Regions from separate parts of the Homo sapiens genome. Here region 1 is linked to region 2. Evidence: read pairs that join two places in POLR2A ChIA-PET (ENCODE). Cell type or tissue: HepG2. All regions are shown on one strand. Links, peaks and the distances in the headings refer to the core of each region. The heading gives the core; the rest is flanking DNA.

What was found. Peaks named below come from ENCODE experiments on the same cell type or tissue, not always from the same donor. Only the 100,000 strongest peaks of a DNase experiment are listed, where the experiment ranks them.
Region 1: POLR2A ChIA-PET joins it to region 2 with 7 read pairs; 6 of 35 experiments call an interaction of 5 or more read pairs at or near these places.

The regions. Positions count from the first base shown.
Region 1 is chr16:10,572,567-10,578,048 of GRCh38, reverse strand. All of the region lies in intron 1 of EMP2 (epithelial membrane protein 2), which reads left to right. Among named protein-coding and RNA genes, the nearest start is that of EMP2, 5.3 kb to the left of the region's middle. In HepG2, for the core only: no CTCF peak of the experiment used is centred there; no DNase peak of the experiment used is centred there.
Region 2 is chr16:10,517,462-10,522,706 of GRCh38, reverse strand. All of the region lies in intron 1 of LINC01290 (long intergenic non-protein coding RNA 1290), which reads left to right. Among named protein-coding and RNA genes, the nearest start is that of LINC01290, 8.1 kb to the left of the region's middle. In HepG2, for the core only: a CTCF peak has its summit at 835 (motif pointing left); DNase peaks (open chromatin) are centred at 826 and 2,046.

The DNA of each region.
Region 1 (5,482 bases), core at 304-5,303, 55 kb before region 2:
GGACTGCTGGCTGCTTGGCGAGGTTTGTTTGGGAAGCAGATGTCCAGCCTCCCTCCTTTTGCCGGGAGGGGGGGGTCAGATAATTGTGTGTGGGGGGGTGGGGGGGACAACATGTGGCTGCTTCCCAGCTCTGTGGCCAAGTGGGGACTCTGACGCGGGCTACAGGGGCTAAGGTGGGGACAGGGCAGGGCTCTCCAGCCACGGGAGTTCCAGAGGGGAGGCGGTGACGTTACTTACCCAAAGGTGGGGTGGGGCCCAGGCACTGGGATTAAGGGAGCAGATCTCTCCCAGAGGAGAGAGTTAAAGGCCAGCCTCGGGATGCCTGTGCAGGAGGGGTGTGTGTGTGTGTCCGGGTGTCTCAGGAGGGCAGGTGATTGGCAGCAGCAGCTGGAATGAAGGAAGAGGGCAGTTGGCATCATAGAAGGGATGGAGGCCTGACTCTTGGACGATGGCCTCAGCATGTGCAGGGAAGGAATGGGGATTGGTGTGGTGGTGACAGGCAGAGCAGTCTCCCCTTCTCACCCCAGGAGTGGTGAAGCCTGGCTCCCTGCAGAAGTTAGCCAAAGAATGCAATTTCAGCAGCACTGTGGCAGGAATCAGATGCATCTGGCTCTTGTTAGGGACAGGCCAGGGGGGAGTCTAAAAATATCAGAGGCAGAGCTGCCACCCAGCGAGAGAGTGCCGGGCTGGTAACCTGACACCTGAGCAGAGGCTGGTGGTGGTGATGAGGGCACCTGTCCTGCACGGCTCCAGAGGTACTCATGCTCCTTCAGGTGCCTGAAAGGGTGAGAGCTCACTGCATTCGGGACAGCCCTGGGCTAAGATTGGAGAATTTCAGGGCATAAGGACCTTAGAAGTCCCAGTATGACACTGACAGCTAGGGACACTCAGAGAGGTGGAGTGACTTGCCCAGGTCACACAGCAATTTGGCAGCCGACCCAGGACTAGATCTAGGCCACAGCTGAGGGGAGTTCAGTGGGATTCCAGGCCCAGGTCCCCAGGGCCTGGGACCCTTATAGCACGTGTCATCTGTCCAGGAGGCTGGATTTCCGTGCTCCCGTGCTGATGGGACAATGGTGAGCAAGAGCTCCGCTCAGGCAGTAGGTCACTTCCCACTGAGCACTGGGTCGCTCCCGGGCAAAGCTGTTGAACCCTGGGAATGCTGGCCCATCTTGGGGCGGGATATAGGGAGGAAGGAGGCTGGAGGAGAACTGGCCAAATGAGTCCCTCCCTCCTTCCCGTGCAGAGACACTGTTGGTTTTGTTCATGCAGTATCTCCGGTGCTTAATGAGTAGCTGCTAAAGTGAATAATTGAATTCCTGGGGCCCTCATCTTCCTTGGCAAGCTGGGCTTCTGTTGATCTAAAAGGGACTGAGGATGAAGAAGAGACTTCTCCGGTTCCTGCTCTTTAGGGACAGGCTAGATGACATCAGCTTCTAGAAGCTTCCTGGAACTCTGGGTCCAGAGCTGAGGGAGGGGTCACCAGGGTGATATTTGACACCATGATTGTCCTGAGAAATCTAGGATGCAAAATCGCCATCACCATGCAGGATATACAGACAGACAAGCCAAGCGTCTCAGTGCAGACCGCTCATAGTCTTAAGATCAAGCAAGTTTTTCCCAATAGCAAAGTCGTGCACTTTGAAGATTTCTCTTTTGATGACCTGATCACAAACTTCTCTGAACTGTCTTTCCTCAAAATGCAATGAATTTAAGAAATTTGCAGTGAATAAATAAGAACCAAAGTTTTTTTGTTGATCTTATGAATGTTTTCCAAAATGTGTTACCACTGGTGGCACACAAGATAATTCTCAAAGGCCCATGGCATAAAAACAGAAAAGAATAATTATGTCTTCTTCTTGATTGGTATTGGGGGAAAAAATGTAAGTAGCACACAAACCCATGGTTTCACAGATACTTCTGCTTGGGTTGAAACAAAAGTTGATCCTGTAAACTTTAAAACATTTTAAGATACTCAAAGAATTTAGTTAATAAGCACAGTGGTCCTTGCTTTTGGCAAAAATCTGAGTACTAGAGTGCCTGCTTTTGGGGAGATGGCTTTATAAGAGGGCCTGGGATGGACGTGTCACACTTTTTGGAAACATGACTCATCCTGAAATATCTGAGAGCTTCCAGACCAAGCCCTTCTTTTGCAAAGAGGCCCCTATGTTCAGCTTCAGACCGAGACCTGCAACTTAGCTTCCAGGGGAGTCCCTTCATCTTTAATGAGGGTCATGATTCCACTCTGATGACCTTTGCCAGCTGTCTGTGGATCAGAAGAGATGATATATTGATGCACATGGAAGTGGCTTGATTTGTTTGTGGTTTGCTTGAACCAAAGGAAGGCTGAGGGAGAGGCTGGCTTCCTCACTTTAATCTTGATGGGTTATTATTAAGCAACTCTGTGCAGTGAGCTGCTGCAGGCTTTGGCAATACAGTGGGGAATTTTCCTGTCTTCAGAGGAGGTTATCATCTAGCGATGGGGGTGACAAGTCCAAGAATGCAAGCTCCTCACGCCTGTAATCCCAGAACTTTGGGAGGCCGAGGTAGGTGGATCACGAGGTCAGGAGATCGAGACCATCCTGGCTAACACAATGAAGCCCTGTCTCTACTAAAATTACAAAAAAATTAGCCCGGTGTGGTGGCGGGCGCCTGTAGTCCCAGCTACTTGGGAGGCTGAGGCAGGAAAATGGCGTGAACCCGGGAGGCGGAGCTTGCAGTGAGCCAAGATCACGCCACTGCACTCCAGCCTGGGCGACGGAGCGAGACTCTGTCTCAAAAAAAAAAAAAAAAAAAAAAAAAAAAAAAAAAGAATGCAAGCTCCAGGACCAAGGCCACCAGATGTGGTTTCAGGGAAGCCCACCATATGTGGTGTGCAAAGGTTTCCTTAAGCCTGTAGTGTTGGAGATGGGCTTGGGAGGATATTTCAAATTCCCCAAGCAGTGATGGTTTCAGAAAGTTCAGGCAACAAGGAACAGTGAGAGAGTAGGCAGAGGTTAGCTGGATGTGGTGGCACATACCTGTATTCCCAGCTACTCAGGAGGCTGAGGCGGGAGGATTGCTTGAGCCCAGGGCTTCGAGGCTGCCACTTCAAGTCTGCTGCCACTTTGAGGATGCAGTGAGCTATGATTGTTCCACGTACTCCAGCCTGGGAGACAGAGTGAAACCCATCTCTTAAATTAAGAGAAATACATATATGGGCCGGGCACGGTGGCTCACGCCTATAATCCCAGCACTTTGGGAGGCTGAGGTGGGTGGATGGTGAGGTCAGGAGATCGAGACCATCCTGGCTAACATGGTGAAACCCTGTCTCTACTAAAAATACAAAAAATTAGCCGGCATGGTGGCACACACCTGTAGTCCCAGCTACTTGGGAGGCTGAGGCAGGAGAATGGTGTGAACCCAGAGCTTGCAGTGAGCCGAGATTGTGCCATTGCACTGCAGCCTGGGTGACAGAGCGAGACTCCATCTCAAAAAAAAAAATGTATAATTTTTAAAAAGAAAAGGCAGAGATTGCGAGCAGGGACCCTGCTGGAGGAGCAGTGGGTGCATGGTTTGTCTTCAGTGCTGAGTGTATGAAGGGAGGGAGATGGAGCAGGGAGGGATGAGGGGGGGCCACAGTGTGAAGTGGGCTTCCCTTCCACATCCCCAAGAACCTGGCTAAGGAGGCAGGCGTGAGGATGCTCACGGAGCATTATTGGAATAGAATATCCAATGATAGGTGAGAAATAGAGAAAAGGAAAAGTGGAAGCAACCTAAATATCCATCAGCCATTTTGCAGAGTATTTTACTGCAGTTAAAAAGAACAAGGGGCCGGGCGCAGTAGCTCACGCCTCTAATCCCAGCACTTTGGGAGGCCAAGGCAGGCAGATCACTTGAGTTCAGGAGTTCAAGATCAGCCTGGCCAATATAGTGAAACCCCATCTCTACCAAAAATACAAAAATTAGTTGGGCTTGGTGGTGTGCACCTGTAATCCCAGCTACTTGGGAGGCTGAGGCACAAGAATCGCTTGAACCCAGGAGATGGGGGTGGCAGTGAGCCGAGATCATGCCACTGCACTCCAGCCTGGGTGACAGAGCAAGACTCTGTCTCAAAAAAAAAAAAAAAAAAAAAAAAAGGTTTATCCATTGTACCCATATGGAAAGAGCTTTATGGCATTACTGAGTTTAAAAAAAGAACAACCAGGAGAAGTATATGTGGAAAAGTGTATTATTCATATAAACATAAACAGAAATTCTTGTTGTATTTTCTGTGGCCTCACATGTTTATACGAGGAACAATGTCTGGAAGGAGACATCGGAGTAGGTCCATGTGGTTGTCTCTGATGGGGTGGTAGGGAAGGAACTGGATTGAAAGGATACAATCTTATCTCAAGCCTTATCTGTAACCAAGAGAGTATCTTCAGGAATTACTGACTTCAATAATAATGCCCTCATTTTCCCTGAGCTTGGTAAGCAATGGAGGTTGTGCAGGTGTGAGGATGGGGAGAGATGATGCCTTTGGCTGTGGGGGGTCAGAGACTCCATGGATGGACCAGTTAGGGACTGTTTTGAAAATCCAGAGACAAGGAAATGATGACCAGTGTGAGCAGGTGTCATCCAGTCCACATGGAGCATCCCCCTTGGAACATCACATTGCAGATGCCAATGAACATAATGTGTTTCCAGTCTGGATGCTGTTCATGGGGGTTAACCGTGGCCAGGTGTGGTGGCTCAGGCCTGTAATTTTAGAATTTTGGGAGGGTTAGGCAGGAGGATTGCTTGAGCACAGGAGTTTTGAGACCAGCCTGGGCAACATAATGAGACCCTGTCTCTACAAAAAAATAGCAAAATTAGCCAGGCATGGTGACACACACCTGTAGCCCCAGCTGCTCTGAAGGCTGAGGTGGGAGGATCGCTTGAGTCCAGGAGTTTGAGGCTGCAGTGAGCTGAGATTGTGCCACTGCACCCTAGCCTGGGTGACAGAGCAAGACCCCATCTCTTAAAATAAAAACAAAAAAAGCCAAAATAAACCCATGCTGACCACTCCCTTTCACTGTGAAGTGAGGGTTCTGTTTCTCTCATAGAACTGATGGAGGAGATGCTTTGGGGTCCCAGTTGTCTTATAGTGGACATTTGTCTTTGGAATGGGGATGGGAGCTTCTCTAACTCATCACAGTTTTCCAGCCTTGAGGTCCTCATCCGTCCCAGAATGAGTGCTTAGTAACTGTGGCATGAATAACATGGTGTCTGCTGAGGGGTGACAGGTGCATTCTGAAGACAGTAGGCAGATGCCAGTGGGATCAGAGAATTGGATTGCGGGGTGCTACAGGTGGGCTGTGTACAGACATGTGGAGGGTCGAGGAGGTGCTATTTGGAAACTAACTCCCAGGCTGTGACATTTATTCTGGAGATAATCCTTAATACCTGAACTTGGGAGTTCTGTGACAGGTCATCTATCCTGATTTATTCCTCACGTGTTCATTCTAATATTTATTGGCCG
Region 2 (5,245 bases), core at 1-5,000:
TGTTTCCCAGGCAATCTGGAATTCCTGGGCTCAAGCGATCTTCCACCTTGGTCTCGCAAAGTTTGTTTCCTGTTTTTTTTTTTTTTTGAGACGGAGCCTCACTCTGTCGCTCAGGCTGGAGTGCAGTGGCATGATCTTGGCTAATTGCAACCTTCACCTCCCAGGTTCAAGCAATTCTCCTGCCTGAGTCTCCTGAGTAGCTGGGATTACAGGCATGTGCCATCACCTCCAGCTAATTTTTTTTTTTTTTTTTTTTTTTTTGAGACAGAGTCTTACTGTCGCCTAGGCTGGAGTGCAGCAGCGTGATCTCGGCTCACTGCAACCTCTGCCTCCCAGGTTCAAGCGATTCTCCTGCCTCAGCCTCCTGAGTAGCTGAGATTATAGGCACCCCCCACCACTTCCAGCTAATTTTCATATTTTTAGTAGAGACAGGGTTTCACAAAGTTGGTCAGGCTGGTCTCGAACTCCTGACCTCATGATCTGGCTGCCTCGGCCTCCCAAAGTGCTGAGATTACAGGCGTGAGCCACCACACCCAACCCACCCCCAGCTAATTTTTGTATTTTTAGTAGAAACGGGGTTTCACCATGTTGGCCAGGGTGGTTTCAAACACCTGACCTGAAATGATCTGCCCATCTCAGCCTCCCAAAATGTTGGGATTACAGGCATGAGCCACCACGCCCAGACCCAAAGTGTTTTACATGTCAAGATGTGGAATGAATCTCTACTCCTCCCTCAAAACATGTATCTCAAAAATTTCCTGCTTCCAATGCATTTGCTTCATGGCCAGGGGAAGCCAAGCGTCCAGAAAGTGGAAGAGCGGGTACTACTACCACCCCCTAGTGGTGGCATGTGACAACACGGTATAGCAATAAAACATTGAAGCAAAGATACCAATTGCACATCCAACTTAGCCAAACCCAACGCAGTTGATAAAAGCTGATGTGTACAAATCCTGATTAATTTAGAATTAAATCTGTTACTGCTAGAACATGGCTATGTACCTACTTTCATTTATCTCAATTTATTAATATATAGCCATGGGATTAGCCATGTGATTTTTGTGCTTTTGTTAGTAGTATATTACTACATTGAGACAGATTTACAGTTTGCAACGGAATGTCAGTGTAGAATTGACTATACTTGCATGAGAAAAAGAATATATTTTCAGTACAAACCTATTATGAACTCTTTATTCATTCATTAATTATTTATTTTTGAGACAGGGTCCTGCTCTGTCACCCAAGCTGGAGTGCAGTAGTGAGATCTCAGCTCACTGCAACCTTTGCCTCCTGGGCTCAAATGATCCTCCCACCTCAGCTCCCGAGTAGGTGGGAGGATCACAGGCACATGCCACGACGCCGGGCTAATTTTTGTATTTTTTGTAGAGACAGGATTTCGCCATGTTGCCCAGGCTGGTCTTGAACTTCTGGGCTCAAGTGATGCCCCTGTCTCAGACTCCCAAAGTGCTGGGATTACAGGCATGAGCTACCGCACCCAGCCTTGAACTCATTTTAAATAGGTGTATTATGAAAAGTCTCTGTGAGTGTTTTCTTTCAAAAGTTTCTTTCTTTGTAAAGTTTTTCTTGTAAGAACTCCATATTGTATACCTGTAGGGCAGAGTTTTGCAGCATCAGTACAATTGACATTTGGGCTGCAGAATTATTGGTGGGGACTGTCCCGTACACTGTAGGATGTGTGGCAGCATCCCTGGCCTCTACCCACTAGATGTCAACAGTGCACCCCACCCCCCACCACTGCTGTGACAACCAAAGATGTCTCCAGACATTGCCAAATGCCCTCTACAAGGGGTAGGGACAAAATTGCCTCCAAGGGAGAGCCACTGCTGTTGGGTCCTATATACACCAGGAAATACGGTGATTGGCAACCATGATGGTGGGGCTACTTGGGGGCTGTTGGAAATTGCCAGCGAAGGTGGTTGGCCTAGAGTAGCTCACACCCATTTGGAAGGAAAGCCAATGACAGTCTCCCCCACCAGGGCCCTTGTTGTCTCTCTGAACACACAGGAGAACAGCACGGGATGTTCCCCATCCCAAAGCTGAAACGGCACATTTGCTCAATATTTGTCATCAGCTAAAACAAACAGACCAGAGGAACCAGGAAGAAACGGCTTCTCTGTGTTTGTAGAAGGACAATAGTTAATTTCACCAGGGTCTTGAACACATGTAAGAGAAGAGAGGTGTTACTTCACCTTGGCACAGGGTTACTTTAAAGCACAGATTTTTTATGCTTATTTTTTATTTTTTTGGCCAGGAAGGGAAGTTCAATTGCTGTGGTCTGCCATTGTCCTATCCAGAAAGAAATGATGGCAAGCCAGATGTGGTGGCTTATGCTTGTAAGCCTGGCACTTTGCGGGACTGAGGTAGGAGGATTACCTGAGCTCAGGAGTTCAAGACCAGCTTGGGCAATGTAGTGTGACCTTGTCTCTACAAAAAATTTTAAAAATTAGCTAGGTGAGGTGGCACACTTGTCGCCCCAACTACTCAGCAGGCTGAGGTGGGAGGATCGCTTGAGCCCAGGAGATTGAGGCTGAAGTGAGCTGTGACTGTGCCACTGCACTCCAGCAAGAGAGGAAGACACTGTCTCAGAAAGGAAAGGAGGCTGGGTGCGGTGGCCTGCAATCCCAGCACTTTGGGAGCCAAGGCAGGCAGATCACTTGAGGTCAGGAGTATGAGACCAGCCTAACTGACATGGTAAAACCCTGTCTCTACTAAAAATACAAAAAAATTAGCCAGGCATGGTGGCGTGTGCCTATAGTCCCAGCTACTTGGAGGCTGAGGCAGGGGAATCATTTTAACCCGGGAGGCGGAGGTTGCAGTGAGCTGAGATCATGGCATTACACTCCAGCTTGGGTGACAGAGTGAGACTCCATCTGAAAAAAACAAAAAAAAAAAGGGGGGGAAGGGAAGGGGAAGGGAGGGGAGGGGAGGACAAGGGAGGGGAAGAGAAGGGAAGGGAAGGGAGGGGAGGGCAGGAGAAGGAAGGGGAAGAGAAGGGAGAGGAGGGGAGGGGAGGGGAAGGAAGGGGAAGAGAAGGGGAAGAGAAGGGGAAGGAAGGGGAAGGAAGAGGAAGGAAGGGGAAGGAAGGGGGAGAGAAGGGGAAGGAAGGGGAAGAGAAGGGAGGGGAGGGGAGGGGAAGGGAGGGGAGGGGAGGGGAAGGGGAAAGGAAGAAAGGGGAAGGGGAAGGGAAGAGAGGGGAAGGGAAGAGAGGGGAAGGGGAAGGGAAGGTAAGGGAGGGGAGGGGAGGGAGGGGAAGGGGAAGGGGAACGGGAAGGGAGGGGAAGGGAGGGGAGGGGAGGGGGAGGGAGAGGAGGGAGGGGAGGGGGAGGGGGGGAGGGAGAGGAGGGAGGGGAGGGGGAGGGAGAGGAGGGAGGGGAGGGGAAGGGAGGGAATGGAGGGGAGGGAAGCGAGGGGAGCCTTTGGGAGGCTGAGGTGGGAGGGTTGCTTGAGGCCAGGAGTTCGAGACCAGCCTGGGCAACATAGGGAGGCCCCATCTCTACAAAAGTTTTAAAATTGGCTGAGTGTGGTGGTGTGCACTTGTAGTTCCAGCTACTCAGAAGGCTGAGGCAAGGGGATCCCTTGAGCCCAGGAGTTTGAGGCTGCAGTGAGCTGAGACCATGCCGCTGAACTCCATCCAGACTGGACAACAGAATGGGACTCTATCTCAAGGAAGGAAGGGAGGGAGGGAGGGAAGGAGGAAGGAAGGAAGGGGGAGGGAGGGAGAGAGGAATCAAGGGAGGGAGGGAGAAATGGAAGGAAAGAAGAGAGGGAGGGAGGGAGGGAAGGAGGGATGAAGAGAGGAAGGAAGGAAGAAAGGGAGGAAGGAAGAGAGGGAGGGAGGGAGGAAGAGAGGTAGGAAGGAAGGGAGGAAGGAAGGAAAAGAAAAAGACAGTGTCACCTGAAACATGGTTAGAGAAGTGCTGAAGCCGCTAAAGTGGGGAGGCTGCAAACAGCAGGACTGAATCAGAAGGGTCATCTAGAGCAGGCGGTGGCTGATCTTGTCATCGGGAGACGAGAGGAGTCGGGGAAGAGCAGGAAGGTGTGCAGTCAGCACGTGGAGCAGCTGCTGGCTTATCCTGTAGGTTTTCCTATGGGATGAACGTGAGGCAGGTTGCTGGGAGTTCCAAGCAGGATTAGGAGCCTTCAGTCTGAACTGCAGACATCCCAACCTCAAGAGTTGCCTCCAGGCCAGGCATGGTGGCTCACACCTGTAATCCTGGCACTTTGGGAGGCTGAGGCGGGCAAATCACCAGAGGTCAGGAGTTCGAGACCAGCCTGGCCAAGATGGTGAAACCCCATCTCTACTAAAAACACAAAAATTAGCCAGATATGGTGGCAGGCGCCTGTAATCCCAGCTACTCGGAGGCTGAGGCAGGAGAATCCCTTGAAACCAGGAGGCAGAGTTTGCAGTGAGCCGAGATTGCACCACTGCACTCCAGCCTGGGTGACACAGTGACTCTGTCTCAAAACAAAACAAAACAAAACAAAACAAAACAAAACAAAACAAGAATATTCACACACAAAAAACAGTTGCCTCCACTCAATGGCAAGGTGGGACTTGCAGGCTCCGCCTCCCTGCCCCATGTGTGAGTTGACCCAGTAACCAGAGCACCTGCTAAAGGACAGGCGACTCCGCCCTCTATGCTCCAGCCTCATCTGCTGAGCTCGTTCCCTGGCAGAGGAAGCAGAGAGCCAGAGGGTGATATGGGGCAAGTGCCCACTTAGCAGATTTAGCCAGCAGGTCAACTAATTTTAAGTTTCACTTGGCTTTCTGTCTCGTTGTACTTGAAAAAAGTCTTTATAATTTGCTGGCTGGGAAAATAGTTGCTTAAAGAATGGTTTATGGATGCTCTGCCTTAGAATCCATGGGGAACATCTTGAGATTGCAGATTCCTGGGCTGCGCACCAGACTTGCTGAGTCAGAACCTCAAGGGCTGGGGCCCTGGGATCTGCCATTTTGACAGGCTCTCCAGGGATTTGGATTGAGGGACGTTGGCGATTGCAATTGGGAATACTTTGTGGGATGCTTGATTCCGTAAACTAGGCCAATTAGCTCAGTTTAGGAGGTGGTTATGACCCAGAGCATCGGAGCTTCCTCCTTACCTGTCAGTTCTCTTCTTTCCCTCTCTAAGCACAATAAACACAGTGGCCCTGAGAGGTGTCTTGAAAATATAATAACAGGCCAGGCGCGGTGGCTCACACGTGTAATCCCAGCACTTTGCGAAGC